2 separate regions of the Homo sapiens genome follow, and region 1 is linked to region 2. A link is an interaction called in ENCODE POLR2A ChIA-PET data of the cell type or tissue named here. Cell type or tissue: GM12878. All regions are shown on one strand. Each heading gives the region's core, and the rest is flanking DNA. Links, peaks and the distances in the headings are about the cores only. Region 1 overlaps ADD3 (adducin 3). Region 2 overlaps SMNDC1 (survival motor neuron domain containing 1).

Region 1 (4,402 bases), core at 133-4,132, 220 kb after region 2:
AAAGAAACTAAGGTAACCACCACACAAACATACAAACTCTCTCTCCTACCTTATTGGCCAAGAAAATGTCTTTTATCTTCCAGTTGTAATTACACAAATCAATTGAAGTCCTTACATCATTTTATCTTTAGAACAGCTGTCATTTGATTGAATTATGAAACTAAAACTGTGAAACAGGTAATGCTACCCAATGCTAAATATCCTATGTGTGATACAGCAAAAATACTGCTTTTGTTACTTTATAACTTTGCCATGTAACTTTGTAACTTTGCTGGCAGGATATAGTTCACCTCTAAAGCAGCTTCCTCAGCATCAAATCTGAAAACTTTAATTATGTTAAGTAATGTCAGTTTTAGCATTTAACGAAACAAGGAGATGGATTAAAGGGCTAGAATGTGCAAACAGTTTAAACAAGAAACCTGAAGCCAAGTTTCAAAGCCCTAGGATTACTTCTGAATGGTCGGACTCACTGAAAAATTATAAGGATCCATTTTAAAAACAAACATAACTTCACAATCTTCCTCCTCAAATATTCAAGCTTGATAAAAAGGATTTGCTTTTAATTCTGGAATGGGTTTTATACTTTTGAAATTGACTTTTGAGAAAAGGATAGTTTATGTAAAATATAGAATGATATTCAACTTTCCTTTTTTACATTCTTAAACTTTAAAATAGCTTAGGCCACATGGAAGGTCAAATAAATTACAGACCACACAATATATACAATAGATGTTTTTAATTTAAATATGAGAAACTTCATATAATTTGGGTTATCCAGTTTAAATCAATATTCCAACAAAAATACTACATAAATATTGAAGTTGGGTGGGACATTAAAACTCATCTATTTCAATCTCTTATTTTATAGATGGTAAAACTGAGGATTCAAGGAGGTCAGGTGACCCACCCCAATACCACACCCAAGTTACCCGACTTTGAACCCAATGTTCTTTCACTGCTCTGAGGAGAAATGACTTCCTCCTGGGGCAGTTCTTACCCACCCCGACCCATGAATGCCTGGGATAGTGCGGCCTAGTTTTGGAGCCCTAGTCTGATACATAGAAGTTGGTAAGGGAATTTTCTATTTCCACACAGCACTATTATACCTTCCCTATAGTACCCCAGTTCTGGGTTCTATCCCAAAACGGAGGTAGGAGAAGACTGATAGCATAAGTACGTCTGATGGAGAGGGGATGGGAACTAACTTGGAAATGATCCAAATATCCATCAAAGGAGGAATAACTGAGTTACAGTACATCCATCCACACAATAAAGTACTATAAAGCCATTAAAAAGAATGAAGTAGGCTGGGTGCAGTGGCTCACGCCTGCAATCCCAGCACTTTGGGAGGCTGAGGCAGGTGGATCACTTGAGGTCAGGAGTTTGAGACCAGCCCGGCCAACATGGTGAAACCCCATCTCTACTAAAAATACAAAAATTAGCCGAGCTGTTATCCCAGCTACTCGGGAGGCTAAGGCAGGAGAATCGCTTGAACCTGGAAGGCAGAGGTTGCAGTGAGCCAAGATCGCGCCACTATACTCCAACCTAGGTGACAGAGTAAGACTCTGTCTCAAAAAAAAAAGGAAAAGAGTAGATACATAATGGTATAATTTTATATGTATTAAAAAGATGTTCAGGTAGATCACACACACACACACACACACACACACACACACACACACACTCTCTCTCTCTCTCTCTCTCTCTCTCTCTCTCTCATCATTTTTTTGAAAAATAAATTCCCTTCTGGGGAGTGGGGCTGAGGGATTAGGGTGGGAAAAACATTTTGTCACATGCCCTTTTATATTATTTCATCTTTTTACCATATGCATTTTTTAGTAAAATTACCTTTTAAAAGTACGTTAAAGCAGAGAAAGGAAATTCCACGGAGCTCTGGGAGACAACTCTGGTGATGAAGATAAAGAAAGGGTTTATCAATGGTAATCTGACACTCTATATCTAATGTACATGACACATTATATCTAGTTCTCTAGAAAAGCCTTCTCAATGCTTTTCATGTCATGGTATGTCTATTAGTTCTCACTAATAGGGTATGCATAAATAAGACAAAGCTTGTATAGCAGACTGGAGTAAAAAGGAGGAGACTGAGGGGCAGATTCACAGGGCTTGGTAAAAAATATTCCATTTTCTTTATATTATGTATTTAGGAAAAGATAAGAGTATTAATGGAGATATTAACTATGATTTTCTATTAAAGTTCCAAATAAAAATCTATTTAAAAATCTTCTAATTTCAATATTTAACAGCAAATTCGTTGGCAAGCTTTGCTCCAGCATAACTGTAAAAGTCGAAGTTTAACTGTATTCCTCCAGAGTTCAAAGGGACAGTACATTGTAACCAATATTTTTTGAAATGAAACATAACAGAAAATAGCATTTTCTGTGTTGTAAGAGAGATTTATTTCAGAGATGTAAAGTGGTTCGTGTGTGTCATGATTGGGTCATGATGCAAAATATACTGAAAAAAGTTTGAAAGCCACTTTTACCCAAGGCTACACAACTAATAGCTGTACACTGAGTAGCCAATGTCCACGAGTAGCCAGGTCCACGAAAACACTTGTGGCAGGAGGTTGGCCTAATTTCAACTTGAAAATGCTGATGAGATGATTTATATAGCTAGTTCTACTACTCAGATATTAAAAAGTAAATTTCAAAATTCCTGACAGACACAACTTCTTAAAGTAAAGCTTTAGTTTTCATGTCACTTATAAGAATTACTGAGTTAACATCCAAACATTTTTCTCTCAATTCTAGCATATTCCCTTTAGCATTGCTGGGATAGTCATGTGTCTTTACAAAGAAAATTAGGGTACTCAAAGCTAGAAAAGATCTTAGAAGAGGCTAACCTAAATTCCTAACTGTACAGGTAAAGAAACTAATGTCCAAAGAGGTAAAACAGTCTCTTGATTCCCAGGCTAGTGCTTTTTGCTATGATACCACACCTGTGCTTTATTCTTACATCCTTATGAAGTTAGAAGTCAGCTAAATCCAATTACTACCAAGTAAAAAGGAGGAAGCTGAAGCAAGGAGATGCTAAGAAGTCTTAGTTCAAAAAGGATGACACAATGTCACCCCTGCAAGCCTTACAGAAATTAGCCATTTTCAACATTCAGATTTGATTTCAACAGAGGCAGTTATTCAGTTTGCTTGCACCAAATGAGTGTCTACCCAAAGTGTACACATGACCACACACCAGAGAGTATAGATAACACAAAGCACAGCCTCTCTCTCTCTACATGCCCACTTCAGTCAGTGAATAATTAAACACTCCAAAGGCATTTAAAACTCAGGTACAAAGAGAAACTCAGTGTGTGAGGGGGAAAAAAGATCAGACAGACCCCCAGTTGCGAAAAAAAAAATTGCTGAACATGGACCTCAATGAACAACAATAATTCTCCTATAGTTCAACTCACCATTCACGTCACAAACTCTAGAAAGAACACAGAAGCACGGAACTGATGAGGCATGGAACAGAACTTTGGGCTGCAGCCTGCCCCAACTCTTCTGACAAATACCCAACAGCAACAGGACAAAGCATCATTATGACAGAAATAAAAGGCTCTTTAGAAGCTGCCTTTTTTTTAATTCAATGAACCCACTCTTACACACAAAGTTCATGTCACGATGTCTCGAAATACAGTATTGCCAGATTATGCTATTAATGGGTCCAATAAATTCAGTACAAAACACTGCTTCAAGCATTTTCAAGTTAAATAACTAGCACATTTGGGAGAATACTATTTGCCTTCATTTGAACAGTCAGTGTCATCCCCAAAATCGTTAAAAATAACAATTCAGTAAACTGTTTAAGAAAGAGAAAGAAAAAAAAAAGCAGACAAGTGAACTAAAAGAAAAAAAACTTAGTGGAGTGATAAAGCCAGAGGCTCCTCCCAAAGAAGAATATTGCATGTTACTAGCAGCTGGCACAAAGCTTAACCATCTATCTTATCTGTGTTTCCCCTTAAGCTGTGAGCAATCAGTATTACAATAGACAATCCATTACTTACAAAAAAATTGAAGTGCTGTACATTTCTTAAGCTGGTTTTTGTGTGGCAATTCTGTTGCAATACTGCCCTAACAATGAACTTTGTTTTAAAGAGCAAGATATCCACACTCAATGTGGTTAGAGCAAGGGTGGAGCTCACTCTGGGGGAAACAACACACCCAGGCAGACTTCAGTGAGAGCAAACTGCACATTAATATTGCCACACATTTTTCAGAGCCTTGGAGTCACAATTAATTCATTAGTCCTCCTAAAAAAGTGGGGGAGAGTTCATGTTTGTAGATCAGCTTTCCTGCCTTGAAGTAAAATGTATTCTCATTTCTTGTTTGTGAAGAAAGTAAAGATAAAATGCAAGACAGATCACACAGTTCAACCAACA
Region 2 (4,402 bases), core at 169-4,168:
TTTTTAGTATAACTTAATTAGCCACACGTGACTACCATACTGGATGGCAAGGATTTAGAAGTGCAAGTTTTAATACTTCAGATAGTAATAACAGAATGTTTTTCCTGACCAGTCTTGATCAGAGTTTCTTCCCATTTTATTCTATCATTAGAAATTTCATTTTGGTCCCTAGATAAGGTCTATTTTGAATTGAAAACTACTCAAAAACGGAAACCATCTTTTAAGATGAGGTAATACTCTGAAAAGTATTTGGCTATAAGCTTCCACTCAGTAATTGTTGTCTCCATTGAGACTACACTTAACAGCTTCTATTTTGCTGTGGGGTTCCCCCCCTCATTCCCCTCCTTTTTCCTTCTCTGCCTTCTGGGATGTATCTCATGCTATGGGTATTTAATTCAGCTTGTTATATTTGGTGAAAAGTCTGTTCAGACTGATTTTGTGGCTTCCTCATATTAATATTTTTTGACCATCATATGGTTTCTAATTTCTTGTGTTCCTCTATAGAATTAGATCCTTATCCCAGTTATTAATTTGTTTGCCCTTTGTTTTATGACAAAATGCTTTTTTTGCATCTTTTCAATGACTTCATTTTGCCAGTAAGGTTTCCATGTTTATCTCTTTCATGTACTGTCTTTCATAGAGACTAAAGTTATTCAGCAGGCAGCAAAATAATCTACTAAAGTCCTGCCTTTCTTTTTTCACTTAAAAAAGTGGGTGTGATAAAATCCAGGCTAGCTAGCTGACTAGCTCCCCGGGCAGTCTATGATAATCAGAGATAGTCAATTTATTAGGCTGTTTTGCTGAATAAGCTGGTTCTAAAGGAGGCAGGGGTCAAGTCACTTGTCTCATATATTACAGTGGCTCTCTGCATCCCCGAAACGCCTTCCTTCAGTAAGCAGAGTGCTTGAGTGCACCCCATTTGACCTGCTGATATGTAGATCACAACACCTGATGCTTCCTGGAATTGCCGATTACTGTAACTGCTGCCCATCTGTCGATGAAGGAGCAGTTTCAGAACTCAGACTTGAGGGAGGAAAAGTAATTAATGGTATGTACCTTCAAGAACCCCCTCATACATAAAATAGTTTTTCTAATACTTTGGTCCATACGCACATGTGAAGAATAGAAATTTAGAAGGTTCTTCATAGTTTGTTGGGAGGGTTATGTAAAACCATGGCAAAGTTAAAGGACATTAGGAGTAAATGCTCTGGATTTTTTCTAAAAAAGGGTCATTTCAGCACAGGCCTCTGAATTCACTAATATGCACAGCTTTTCAGGACCCTTTTCTTTGATGAAATATATTTCTTTAACAAAATATATTTGGAAAACAGTTCTGTCCTAAAAGAAATAGAGTTCTAAATCTGAAACCTACAAGTGCAGAATTCATGTCTGTGCTTAAGTTAAATGATCCCTAGGTGGATCTGGAAGTATTTAATGATAGAGATTTGTGTGGGCTCTTGAGTCAGGCTGACTGGATTACATTCCTACCCCTAAAAGTGGTTAAAAATAAGACCAGATAATTTACTCTTCTGTTGTGTACTACTTGATCTAGTTATTTGGAAGGTTCTTTGCTTTGTTTGCAAAGGACTGTCTAATTAAAAAGATCTAATTAATGGCTAGTTGGCAACTAATAAAACTTAGAGATATTATTCCTACTAAATTTTTAAATCAAACCTAAGTGTTCTATTTATTTATTTATAAAACTAACCTTTCTTCAAGAGATTTAAGACTCAAATATTAGTTTTTTCAGAAATAGCCAGGAAGATTTAGAATCTTTAGGAGAGAGGTAATATTTAACTTTCTTGGCTACTGGAATCAAAATTACTATTATGAAACCTCAGTGGGAACTAGAAGAAACTCAGTACATAGTTTAACTTTGTTAATTTTTCTCCCCAAACACACAGTATGATGTTTTAAATGCAACAATGGGTGAACAGCTATGCAAGTTCTTAGATCAGATAAGATGCATAGTGTGGATCTTCATTAGAGTAACAATATAGTAGACAGGTAGCAGAATCTGTCGGCTTGTACTGTTCTCAATTTTTTAGCCATCCCTACACCAAACATCTTTGAATGAAGCCAATAAATGTAAGCCTGAATTAGAAAAAAATATTTGCCACACAGAAAGGCATTGCCTTTGTGTGTTACCTTTTTTTCCCCCTTTTAAATGAAGCTGTGCTAATGTGCTTAACATTAAGGTATGGAACATTTAAAATCTAACCTGGTAATTTGCTTACCCAGATGGGGTGAGTTTTACAATAATTGAATAGGAAGACCACTGGTTTCTTTTACATTGCCTGTAGTATTTTAGTCGAGATATGTATAAGTAGGAACATTTTTGTTACTAATAAAGCTGCTTAAAGTGTTTTGGGATTGCTTGGCAGTTAATACTGCTGAGTAATGCCCTATAAAACAGTACAGTTGCATAAAATATGTTACAATAAGAGTATCTAATTCAGTGCCTCATACTTGACTTTCTCATCTTTAGAGAGATCTATTCAGCTAAAATAGGCACTTAGAAATAATGCATGGTATAAGCTCAAGTCTTATATTTTCATTAGTATTTGTGGTTAAGTTGAAAGGCAACTATATGGGCTTAAGTCACAGCTCTGCCACTTAACTGGTAGACAATACTGTATCAGTTTCTACATGGGGATAATCACAGTACTTGCTTAATAGTGTTATGAGCTGCAAATGAAATATATGTAGAGTACTTAACGTACAGTATGAAGGCTGTCATCAGAAACTAAGTTGACAATGAGAATTATAAAAATAATGTTGTAGTTTTTGTTTTTCTTTTTTAGGAAGTTATAGAACTAACCAAAGACCTTCTGTCAACTCAACCTTCTGAGACGCTTGCAAGTTCAGACAGTTTTGCTTCTACTCAACCTACTCATTCATGGAAAGTAGGAGACAAGTGTATGGCAGTCTGGAGTGAAGATGGACAGTAAGTGTAGAAAAAAAAACTCTAACTATAACATGAAATAATAAAATACAATGGTAAGAAGTTTTTATTCAGTTTTAACTACCCTATTTTAATCTTGACTTCTATTAGGCAGTATGATTTATAGAGCCAATTTGATTCTTGGGTGGTTGCCATTAATACAGTTTAGTTTTAGCTTTAGATTAAGTTTTGGGGAGAAGAATGGCTGGGATTCTGGAGGAAAGAAAAACAGGACAATGAATGGGTGTTTTCTAAAATAATCTAAATTATTTTCTCTAATTGAAAATTGAGTGAATGGTTGGTTTTTCTGAGAATTCTGTGAAGAGCATACACTGACATCATTCCTATAAGAAATATCTTTTCGCTGGGTGTGGTGGCTCATGCCTGTAATCTCAGCACTTTGGGAGGCTGAGGCAGGCAGATCGCTTGAGGTCAGGAGTTGGAGAGCAGCCTGACCAACATGGTGAAACCCCATCTCTACTAAAAATACAAAAATCAGTTAGGTGTGGTGGCGTGTGCCTGTAATCCCAGCTACTTGGGAGACTGAGGCATGAGAATTGTTTGAACCTGGGAGGCGGAGGTTGAAGTGAGCTGAGATTGCACTACTGCACTCCAGCCTGGGCGACAGTGAGACTCTGTCGCAAAAAAGAGAAAAAAAGAAACCTCTATTCTCAAAGACATTAAATCACGTTGAGTAGGTACATGTAAGAGACTTGCCCAGCAATATTATGATTGGGATGTCCTTTTTTGATAGCAGATAACTAACTTCAACCACTCTTTTGTATTCTCTTTGCTGAAACAACCATTTGATTATAGAAGTTTCATTATAGACACATGTAATAATTTTATCACTACAGTATAAGTCTTGTAGGCTGAGTACTAAACCTTTACTCACCTGCTTACAGCCATGATATCTTTACAGGTGTTATGAAGCGGAGATTGAGGAGATAGATGAAGAAAATGGCACCGCTGCAATCACCTTTGCTGGTTATGGCAATGCTGAAGTGACTCCACTGTTGAACCTCAAGCCTGTAGAAGAAGGAAGGAAGGCAAAGGAGGACAGTGGCAACAAACCCATGTCAAAGTAAGTGACTTTGACTTTTCCATTTTAGGTGCAATCTTCCCCATTTGGATACTTGAAGTAGTCTGCAGAGAGAATCTATGCATAAGAAAGTTGTAATACTGTTTTACCGTTGTTTTGAAGATTAGCAACAAAGGGTCAACATTGTCTGTGTAAGTGTGCCTAAGTAAAGTGAAGATAATTTTGATTCCCATTTAGGCATTCAGTAAATATTAAGAAGATAACTATGTACAATGAACATCTTCCCAGCATATTTTATAAGCCAGGTACTGGGGCTATACCACAGGAGACCACCTCAGGCCTTGTCCCAACTGAGTTTATATTTAGAGAAGAAAACTCATCATTAATGAAGTGCTTTAATAGTACAGTGTAAACAT

The links. Peaks named below come from ENCODE experiments on the same cell type or tissue, not always from the same donor. Only the 100,000 strongest peaks of a DNase experiment are listed, where the experiment ranks them.
Region 1: POLR2A ChIA-PET joins it to region 2 with 8 read pairs; 4 of 35 experiments call an interaction of 5 or more read pairs at or near these places.

What each region holds. Positions count from the first base shown.
Region 1 is chr10:110,076,744-110,081,145 of GRCh38, reverse strand. All of the region lies in intron 1 of ADD3 (adducin 3), which reads right to left. Among named protein-coding and RNA genes, the nearest start is that of ADD3-AS1, 71 kb to the right of the region's middle. In GM12878, for the core only: no CTCF peak of the experiment used is centred there; no DNase peak of the experiment used is centred there; H3K4me3 peaks cover 1,375 bases; H3K27ac peaks cover 1,648 bases.
Region 2 is chr10:110,297,193-110,301,594 of GRCh38, reverse strand. It overlaps SMNDC1 (survival motor neuron domain containing 1), which reads left to right. Exons shown (of 6, transcript NM_005871.4): 3 at 2,805-2,947; 4 at 3,867-4,028. Among named protein-coding and RNA genes, the nearest start is that of SMNDC1, 5.5 kb to the left of the region's middle. In GM12878, for the core only: no CTCF peak of the experiment used is centred there; no DNase peak of the experiment used is centred there; H3K4me3 peaks cover 768 bases.